Linked DNA regions of Mus musculus: all the other regions are linked to region 1. The links are chromatin contacts, found by Hi-C or POLR2A ChIA-PET in ENCODE. All regions are on one chromosome and are shown on one strand. The core of a region is the stretch at or near the end of the contact, and the rest is flanking DNA. Distances in the headings are between cores, read along the strand shown. Region 1 holds the start of Uba1 (ubiquitin-like modifier activating enzyme 1). Region 2 holds the start of Rbm10 (RNA binding motif protein 10). Region 3 holds the start of Usp11 (ubiquitin specific peptidase 11).

What was found. A loop is a pair of places that touch in the nucleus more often than their neighbours do. ChIA-PET counts read pairs that join two places held with the same protein, here RNA polymerase II (POLR2A).
Region 2: a loop to region 1 is called in a map of heart, with 2.2 times the contacts of the local background. The contact joins the promoter of Rbm10 here to the promoter of Uba1 in region 1. A Hi-C loop is called at or near these places in 3 of 37 maps with a recorded cell type or tissue (gastrocnemius and heart). POLR2A ChIA-PET finds 5 or more read pairs at or near these places in 3 of 5 experiments (Patski and embryonic stem cell).
Region 3: a map of heart shows a loop between it and region 1 (2.2-fold over the local background). The contact joins the promoter of Usp11 here to the promoter of Uba1 in region 1. A Hi-C loop is called at or near these places in 2 of 37 maps with a recorded cell type or tissue (both heart). POLR2A ChIA-PET finds 5 or more read pairs at or near these places in 3 of 5 experiments (Patski and embryonic stem cell).

Annotation. Positions count from the first base shown.
Region 1 is chrX:20,661,090-20,664,495 of GRCm38, forward strand. Uba1 (ubiquitin-like modifier activating enzyme 1) reads left to right here and starts at 1,807. Exons shown (of 26, transcript NM_001136085.2): 1 at 1,807-2,036.
Region 2 is chrX:20,615,843-20,619,248 of GRCm38, forward strand. Rbm10 (RNA binding motif protein 10) reads left to right here and starts at 1,661. Exons shown (of 24, transcript NM_145627.3): 1 at 1,661-2,209. Ndufb11 (NADH:ubiquinone oxidoreductase subunit B11) reads right to left here and starts at 1,777. Exons shown (of 3, transcript NM_019435.5): 1 at 1,218-1,777; 2 at 1-2. The coding sequence starts at 1,418.
Region 3 is chrX:20,702,183-20,705,588 of GRCm38, forward strand. Usp11 (ubiquitin specific peptidase 11) reads left to right here and starts at 1,727. Exons shown (of 21, transcript NM_145628.4): 1 at 1,727-1,937. The coding sequence starts at 1,786.

The DNA.
Region 1 (3,406 bases), core at 557-3,056:
CATATTTACTCAGTCACAAGGTAAGTTCTTATTCTTAATCCTCATTTTCTGATCTGGGAACATTCAAGTCCTCAAATGTAAGTAATTTTGTATTAATGCAAATATGTCTACATATTGCCTTTAGTTACACATATTTGAAAATTGTAACAGTTTTGTGGCAGCACTGCTCTAAGACCCGTTCTGTACTCATTCTCATAACACATTTCATCAGTGGATTTTTTTTGAGGTGGGGATTGGTATGGTTTGTTTGTTTGTTTGTTTTTTATGATACTATGAATTGAATCCAGGGTGTTGGGGAAGTGCTTTATCCATAGTCTACATCTCCAGCTAAGTTGGATTAGTTTCATTACTATCGTTGCCTATCAAAGGCATCTAGTGAGTTTGTATTTAGCAGTATTTATCTTAAACAAGATACGCCCCTAAGTGGTCATGGATGACGAGCAAAGACTGCTCACTTGGGCTTCGCACGGTTATCCAGTATGGTGAGTGCCTTGACTATTATCTCATAATTCCCACTTGCTAGGCAGGGCCACTTTGGGTGGGGGCTGCCCATCAAACCTCATGAATAATTCGTGAACTGTATGGGATTGGTACTTTTTAAAAAGGTTTATTTATTTATTTTATGTATGTGAGTACACTGTAGCTGTACAGATGGTTGTGAGCCTTCATGTGGTTGTTGGGAATTGAATTTTTAGGATTCCTGCTCGCTCTGGTCAACTCCGCTTGCTCCAGCCCAAATATTTATTTATTATATCTAAGTACGGTGTAGCTGGCTTCAGACACACCAGAAGAGGGCGTCAGATCTCATTACAGTGAGCCACCATGTGGTTGCTGGGATTTGAACTCAGGACCTTCGGAAGAGCAGTCAGTGTTCTTACCCGCTGAGTCATCTCCCCAGCCCAGTACATTTTTTTGAGACAGGGTTTCCTGTTAACCAGGCTTGCCTCAGACTAATGAACCTCCTGCTTCTACCTTCCTAGTGCAGAGATTAAAGGCATGCAGCACCATGCACATAAGCGCAGCTTGGGCGCAATCTTTCTTTTGGTGTTCCCACCCCACCACCCTAAGACAAGGTTTCTATGTGTAGCTCTGATTGTCCTGGAACTCCTTCTACAGACAGGCCTCAAACTCAGACCCTCCTGCTTCTGCCCACTGAGTGCTGGGATTAAAAGTGTACACCACCACACCTGGTGGACACAACCTTTCTTGACCTCTCTGTTTTCAAGTTGAGCTGCTGCTGCTGCTGCTGCTGCTGCTGCTGCTGCTGCTGCTGCTGCTGCTCCAACAGCTTCATTCAGTATTTAGGAGTCAGAGGAGTGCTGCCTGCAGTAGCCCTGTTTCTTGCTTACTGGGTATTAGATGGAGCAATAAGGCAGGCCTGCCTCTTTTGTTCCATCTCACTGAGTCTCGTGCATTATTCATGAATACGATATAGCTTTGGTCTCCTTGATTCCCAGCTACTGCAAGATCATTCATTATTCATGAACATGGGGTGTGGTTGTAATGCTTTAACATCTACTTTCTGGTTGCCTAGTCCTAGTAAACCCATAACCTTGCTTCGTGATTCACGATCGGGAAGAATGGCCTTGAGGTCCTTCCTTGATTTCTTTGACAGCTTAGATGCAGTAATTCTTTATTCATATTTCATAGCCTCTTGCTCTACCTGTTTTTCTAGTTACTGCCTCCAGAGCCACTTGGTGGAGCTGTTCTCCTTCTAATTAAAGAAGTCCCAAACTGGGCAGGGAAAATACATGATTCATGAGTGGGCGCGGTCCTCTTGCATCCGGGTTTCTGGGGGTGGGGCTCAGGGTTTTGTTCCGGCCTTGGGCTCTGCCGCCGCCATCTTGTGTCGGCTGCTGGGGTGAAGGAGGGTGGCAGGGAAGACCACAACCACCGCGGTCGGGGAAGGAGAAGGCGACAGTGATCCTAGCTGGCCCAGGCGGCAGGAGGAGGAGGAGAAAGAGGAGGGTGGCGGCCGAGCTTGACTTCGGCTCCTTGAGGAGTTGGCGGCGGCACGACCCGGGGAACCGGCATTGGTAATAGCTTTTCTCTGCACCTGGCTCGAAGCGCAAGGGCTCTGGGAGGTATGGGAGGGTCCCTGCTGGCTCTCTGCCAGCCCAATGTCTGAGTGCACTGCCGTGTCCTGGGTATTAAGAGTCACTAGGCAAGCGGGTGTGGGGGTGTGCAAATCCTGGGGTGGGGTGGATCACGTCTGTCTGGGACCACCCCTATTCCCTTGAGCTTCGAAATCTGACCTTGACGTCAGACCCCTATCTCAGCTTCTGGAGACTTCTGGCTCAGCACTATTACCAGGTATCTTGATCCGATCCTGAGCCATGCATTTCCTATCAGAACTCCCCACAGTCTCCATAAAGGCACCGGAATTCGGTGTCGCTGCTCATGAAAGCCGTCCATACTTGTGTGCTATTTGAAGACCTGCCCCAAAATCTCCCTTGAGACTCTTCCTAGCCCTTCAGTATTTGCTCTCATGGCTTAAGAGGGGCCAGGCTTGAGGAAAGGTCCGCGTGGCCTTCATTTCCGAATGAAGAGCCTTGTCTAGCATTTTCATCCAGTCTCCCCTCCCCCCAGGATACTATCTGTCCTTAGAGCTGCCATCTGGATTAAACCCGGTGAAAAGCTCTCTGCCTAGCCTTTCCGTGGGAAATCCATTCCTACATTTGAGATCTCCCAATACCACTTTGACATAGCATCCTCCATCGTGGACACCTGGCATTCTTATTCTTTTAAGCACCTGCCTTTAGAGACTCTCCCTGCTTTTAGGGACGCCCCCCTTTTTCACGTTCTCATTGTTCTTGAAGCATTGTTGTCTTCTCCATCAGCCATCGTAACCCCAGTATATTTCCTTTAGTCTCTCATGGGACTAGACGCCAGGGAGGACCTGTTTGGACACAGTTCTCCATTAGTGATCTCTTGCCGCCATCTACTCTTTCAGACTCTTGATTTGTAGCCCCATCTGCCCGATGGTCTCATTCTAGACCCAATTTTTGCCTTCAAAGGCAGACCAGCATTCTAGCTTCTCTTTTTATAGATTCCTTAATCTAACAACAGGCCTCAGAATCTGCCCTCGTCTTTTTTAAAGGTTTCTAGTACCATCATCATTCAGAGAGTCTCAGCATTTGCTTTTGACTTCCCTGAACCTCTATCACTGTCAGATACCTTTTTCCCCAACAGGCTCATTTATCTTCCACAGGAGTAGAAAACCTCATCTATTTACTGTGGAGTCACAAAATTGACTAGAGGAACCTAATTCCATTTGAAGATCTAGGCAGTATTTGCTTGGTAATATATTATCATGATTACAGAGTTTTACTGTGTGGCTTTGGCTGTCTCAAACTCTTAGAGGCCAGCCTGCCTCTGCCTCACTAGTGCTGGGATCAAAGGTATA
Region 2 (3,406 bases), core at 411-2,910, 45 kb before region 1:
TTCTGAGGAGAAGGAGAGGTCAATTAGGGCTTCTTGCTGCTCCATAAAGTTATATCCTGGCCTTGCATGACCTGGTCTCTAATCCGCCCTCCAATCTCTAACCAATCTCTTATCCCTGATTAAAATCCTTTCTCTACTTTTAGGATACGTGAAATTCCTTCCCACCACAGGGCTGTGACATTTGCTGCTCTCGAGGCCTAGAAAGCTCTTCTTCCAAATCTAATCACCACTGAATTCATCACCATCTCCCCATCCAAGATTTTGACTTTCTTTCCAAATGAATAATTGGCCTCACGTACTTGTTTGGGAGTGCTCACCCTGTCTGTTAAGTTTCATCCTTGGAAAGTGCTATTTATAAAGATTAAAAAAATGTTTGGATATTGGCAATTTCCTATGGGTCCACTTATTCTATAGGACCCTATAATAATTTAAGATCTTCAATCAGATGTTAATGTTGAATATACTAGGCCTTTTCAAAAACACAAACCTCACAATATCCTCAGTAGAGTGGAAATGGCAATAATAAACACCTTCTAATTTGGAGTACTTCTGAAGTAAGTGGTAAGAGCTGCAGTGACCATTCTGACTCATATGAAGCAGGTGTGTTTTTCTTAGCTTTCCTAGTACTTTTCTCACTTTACAAAGAAACCGAGGCACCAAGAGATTAAATTACTTGTCCAAGGTCATACAAGTGAATAATTTTCAACCCAAGATGTCTGACTCCAGAATCTCTGCTCTCCATAAAGCACAGGAATTCAGTCCTGAATGCAAATAATCAGCTCCATGACCTACTCAAGCTGTGATCTTGGGCTAGCAACTTGTGTTTTAGTATCCTCATCTATGTCACTGTAACAGTTACAGTGCCTACTTCAGTAACAGTTATAGTGCCTACTTCAAAATCACGCTACTTTAGAATTGAGATGAGTAAATAGATACAAAGTGTCTAGCACAGCCTGGCATTATGCACGTGTTACCTTAGAGTTTAGTATTACCCTAATTATAAAGTTTCTAACATGCTTTGGGTGCTGCCCTCTTTCAGTGTGATTTCTGACTGCAAATAAGGCAACGAAAGAGAAAAACAAGCTAGGCAAAATTTCTGAATATTCGAAGATTTTGTCCACTGCTCAAATCTCGGGCCGGAGAATGTCCGCTTTGACACTGGTTTCCCTGGTCCAGATTGGCCCCTACAGCGTCCCGTTTTCCCCCCTCCCTCTCACCTTCGCGTAGACGTTTTCGTCCTCGGGTTCTGGGTCCTCCTGCCACTGCATGGTCGGTTCTCGTTGCCGCTTTTTCTCCACACCGGATGGGGCGATTACAGCCCTGGAGGACTCCCAGCGAACGCGAGCAGCCGGGAGCCCTCTCATCGCCCCCGCTGCTGACAGGCAGCGACCATACAAGCTTAACAGTCGGGCCGCCATGACAGCTTGTACTGCGGAGTCCTGGGGGGCGGGGGGGGGGAGGGAGACGGAAATACAATGTGCGCAGCTGCGGTTGATCCCAGCGCGATTTTTGTCGCTCCGCCCTTACCTTGCTAAATAGATCCCCGGCCTAAGTTTGTTTACGAGTTCGGCGAGGTGCGGACTCTATTTTGCCTCCCACGCCGTGTCGCTACCGAATCAACGTTATCATTTCTGTTAGTCTGGGAGAGAGTTGTTTTTGAGAGGTCTGTTCATTTTCTTCGTAAGAAGAAAGCGGTGACATCTAGATGGCCCTGTAGGGAAAGAGGTGGAGCTTCTAGTTGTCTTTCAACTTCAAAGGACAGCAAGCTTCTAAAGAGCGGGCCTCTTAGGGGTAGCCAATAGCTACTCTTTTTTCTGGACTCCTGGGCCGTTCTCACAGGGAATGGGGAGGTAGCATATGCTTGCCAATCAGAGAATGCCAGGGCCAGCCAATGGTGACCGGCAACCAATCGTCAAGGCCGGCCAGAGCGCGCTCCCTTAGTAGGTGGATGGTGGTCGGATCGCCGGCTCTCTTCTCGTCGCCATTTTGTGTTGGTGACTGTGGCCGGCTAGGAGGAGGTGGCACCGAGTTTCCTTGGGAGGGCAACGCGTCGGTCGCGTCTCCCCTCCCCCTTTCCTCCTTTTTGCTCCCAGTCTTGGACTTGGTAGTTGCATGCATTGGCTCCCATTTGAACTAACAGTTCTGAAGGAGGTGGTGGCGGGCGGAGGTGATGCCTGGGAGCCCTCCCTTGACAGCCCGGGCCGAGAAGGTGAGCGCCGTTGCGGGTCGTGGGATCGGAGGTAAAGGAGCTGGGCGCGTGGGAGGGGGAGAGGGCCGGTGTGCATAGAAGAGGCGCGGGGACGGACTGTACCCTCGGAGTTCGCACAGAGCTGAGGGATGCCTGCACAGCCTGCACCTGAAGAGGGGGTATGGTCCCCCACCCCAGCTTTTTTCTTATGAAAGCAAAAGCGCGTGCGCGATTGGGACGCGGGATGGGTGCACGCGGGTTGGGGGAAGGGAGAGACAGATGGGAGTGGGGTACTGTGACTTACTGTATTTGCCCACCGAACTTTTTATCTTTTGAAACGCGCGTGTTTGCGACTTTGCGGGGGGTGTTCTTAGAGGAGGGTTGTGCTGACTGCCCTTGTTACTTAACTATCCACGGGGAAATACTCTGGCTGCGGCCTCTATTCATTTATGTGGTGGGAATGAGGGTGACAAGCGCGGAGAAAGAAAGTGAATATGGTTTTTATCCTTGGGGTCTGTATCTGACCTCTGATCCTTATCAGGAAGCAGGCTTGTTACTGATCGACCCCAACTTAGTTAGTTTGGGGAGGGGGTGCAGAGAATATATATATCCGGCGTTTCTTCTTTTGGGAGTTGTATCTGTAACAGTGAGGTCTATATATTCAAAGGGAAATCCGTTTAATTGTGTCTCTTATAGGTATCCTGTGATCCTGGCCCTTGGCTATTTTGGGGGCTTGTCTGTAACTTTGTTTCTTTTCTGTGCTGTGTATGCAACAAAATTAGACTCATTCTTTTGCCATTGAGCATTTTGTGTCAGGTTCTCATCCACTGGGGTTCCTGCCTGTGATTCTTTTCCCCATCTGGGGGAAGTTAACTGATCCTTGAGTTGGAAGAGAAAATAGGTACTTAAGAGAAAAGGTGTTGTGGCAACCTACCGTTGGGCAAGTACTATACCCGCCTAGCTTTACTTGGTTCCTGTACAAATGGGTGGCAGCTAAAGATTCAGGGGTAATTTTGATCTCTGGTTGGGTCATGACACTCTCAGATCTTGTACTTCTCAAGGCAGTCCCAAAAGTTGGATGAAGTAGCTGTCCCTGTCACTCAGTAGAACAAGATGTTTTGGAACCACTTGGGAAAGAGGCCCCTTTTGCCTCTGGAAAGCTTAGCCTAAGCTCCCTGGGGAGAGATTCACCTGGGGACCTGGCTGCACATTAGGGCG
Region 3 (3,406 bases), core at 477-2,976, 41 kb after region 1:
CTTTCTCAACCAGAGAGATGATCTCCACACTTAAGGATGTCTGATTATGTCTGGTGATACACAGCCTTTGTTGTGATGGTTGCCACCATTTTCTAGAAGTAGAGATCAGGGAACAGCTTAATACCCTAACGTGCTACTTTTTTTCTTTTCTTTTTTTTTTTTTTTTGAGACAGGGTTTCTCTGTCCTGGAACTCACTCTGTAGACCAGGCTGGCCTCGAACTCAGAAATCCGCCTGCCTCTGCCTCCTGAGTGCTGGGATTAAAGGCGTGAGCCACCATGCCCAGCTAAAGTGCTACTTCTCACAAGAAAAAATTGCAGTAGTGCTGAAGTCTGACATAGAGCCTGGTACACCTGTATCCTGTACTCCTAGCATTTGGGAGGCTAAGGCAGGGGGATCATCATAAGTTCAAGGCCAATCTGAGCTTCATGTTCAGAATTGAGACTCTTTCAAAAAAACACCAAAAGAAACCCTGGCCGGTTCAATGGTTTTCACATACATGTTTGTCATCAGATTTCCTTTATATTAAAGATTGGGGACACTCAATGAATTGGTTATCCCAAGATACCCTCTGAATAATTCCACTATATATGCATGAAAATGAGAGTGAAGATACTGCAGAAAGTCTTGATTTTGTGAAACCTCCTGAGAGGGTTTCCTGAGCTGATAGCATGTGACCACAGTTTGAGGATCTGCCTGGTGTTTAAGGACACAGCTCTGGAACTAGGTCTGCCGTGCTATGGCACATCCTAGCTGAGGACAAATGATTTCACATTTCTGGCTCTCAGTTTCCCACATTGTTACTCATGGGCCAAAAACAATACAGTTATCTGCTACCCAAGGCTACTATTTAAGTCCAGCAAGTCACTTAAACTGGACAGACTCAGTATTTGTTATGCTTCCAACAAACACACAGATTTGTCTGGTAACTCTAGTTCAGGAAGCTGAATGTTGAAGTGCATGCCTGTATTCCATCACTTTGGAAGCTGAGGAAGGAGGATCAAGGCAAATCAATTGCCAGCCTGGGCTTCATAGAGTTGGAGGAAATTCTGGGGCAATTTAGCAAAGTCCCTGTCTCAAAGATAGAAAAGACAGATGACACACAGACAATCACACAGAGAGCCACACCCTAGTTCAGGCTCTCAGGAGATGATAAACTATTTGAGAAAAAAACCTTTTATTTCATGTATATAAATGTTTTCCCTGTATTCATATATGTGTACCTTGTCCATTTCCGCTGATCCTCAGGAACCTGTGTTATGGATGGTTGTGAGCCACCATGTGGGTTCTGGGAATTGAACTCTTTCTTCTGCAGGAGCAATGAGTGCCCTTAACCTCTGAGCCATATCTCTAGCCCATACATTTGGTTTTGATGGATGAGAAAGGTAATTCACGTTAGGCTAACAAAAATGCCGCTTTCATAGTATGGGTTTGCAGTTAAAGGGGCAACTATTTGCCCTAAGCATCCTTTGTGAGGCCCTAAACACATATTTGCTCATTTTGGAAACCTCTGGCCTCCACCAAAGGACCATTTCACCTGGTGTTAGAGAATTCCACAAGGCACTAATGTCTTAGTTCCAAACAAGAGAGTTAACCCCTGGTATTGGTTGCAGAGACCACAGACCACCACCCAATTTCCGCCAAATGGTGACGTTTCCAAGATGGCAGTAGCCCCCTGATTGTTGGGGGGCTCTGCTTCCGTTTCCGGGACAGAATCCGGAAGTGCCAGTTGAGGGTCGTCTTCCTATCTTCAGTTGCGTCGGCAGTTGGAGGAGGACAGACGGTGATGGCGGCGGTCGCAGCGGACCCAGCTGCAGCTGCCGTCCCGGCCTCTGCTGAGGACCGAGACACACAGCCCGAGGCAATGCCAGACCTGGATGAACAGTGGCGCCAAATCGGGAATGGGCGAGAGCGTCCACTGCGAGCTGGCGAAAGCTGGTGAGGCTGGGCTTCAATGAAGCCTTGGCCAAGGGGACCTTGGGGGCGTTAGTATCGCGGGGTACTTAGAAATCAAATTCTGAGGATGAAGCGGTGCGAGGCTGGGAAGGGGCTTGGGCCGGCGGGAGAGAGGGGGCGTGGAAGTGCTAAGTGAATGAATCTCAACGTTTGGGGGAAAAGGCGGGGCCCGAGTGGGGCAGTCAGCCGCCTAAGGACAAAATGGGGTTTGTGATAGGGGTGGGGCGTGAAGGGGATGGCCGTGGGAGTCAGGGGACTGCATCGTTTGGGGAGGGGGTGAGAGGGGACTGCGTCTTGGAACCTGGAGCCTGGAAAGGAGGCTGGCTCCGTACTTAACGCGGGGGCGTGGCGTGTGTTACAAAACGTTGCGTCGGTTGCAAGGAACGGCCTACAAGTACTCGAAGCGCCTGTGAACCCGACGAGCTTGGTGGCGTCCGCTGAAGAGCAACTCCATAGCCTATAGCTGTGGGCCGAGGGGCGGAATAGTGTGGTATGGGGAGGGTGCCTGGCTCCTGGGAACAAGGCGAAGGGCTGGGGAGGGGCAAACTGTGGAGGAGGGGCAGTGCCTGGGGCAGAAAATGGCGCCTGCAAAAGAGCAAAGATTGTGACGCGGTATTTTTTTTTGTTGTTTTTGTTATTTTTTTAATACCCCTCTAGTTAAGGTCTCCTTCCTAGAACAGGAGAAAGTGCAGGTGGTTTACAAAAGATTATTTGGGGAGTTTTTTTTTCCACGTGATAATATTTTTGTAATCAGAAATGGCTATTTAAAAGGGATCCACAGCTTTTAACAAATTGTCTTGTTAGACCATTTTTTTTTAAATGCTAATCAATGCCTCTTAAAATTTACTGCTCCCCGGGTTCCTATTTCTCTCTTGAGTTGCTGCTCATTTTTAATTGTGAAAATCGTAAGACCTACAAAGATTATAGTATAAAACGTTTTACATAAATGGACATCCTGCTGAAAGAAATGGTTTGTATGCTTCAAAAATGGCAAGGTCATGAAAGGCATACGCTGAAGAACTGTTCCAGATTGAAGGAATTAATGCAGTTTAACAAGTCTATGCAACACGTGATCCTCATTTGGATCTAGCACAGGAAAAATAAATTATTTTTAAAAATGAGGGTTCTTTCTCATAATTTATTTCTCTTTCACTGTAAATTTTATTGGAAAAAAAATCGGTGAAATTTGACAAAGGCCAGTAGATAAAATACTGGTACTGATAATTTCTTGTGATAATTGTAATGTGGTTATGAAAGAATATCCTTTGGTGAAAAAATACATACTGAAATTTCATAGATAAGGAGCCATCGTGTAAACAACTTACCAAATAATTATATTAAAAATGCACATGGGAGGGAGAAGATTATGGAAATATTGGTCATAGGATGTAAAATTTAGTTAGACAAAAGGGAACAAATTCAAGAGCTCCCTTGTACAAAATGGTGATTAT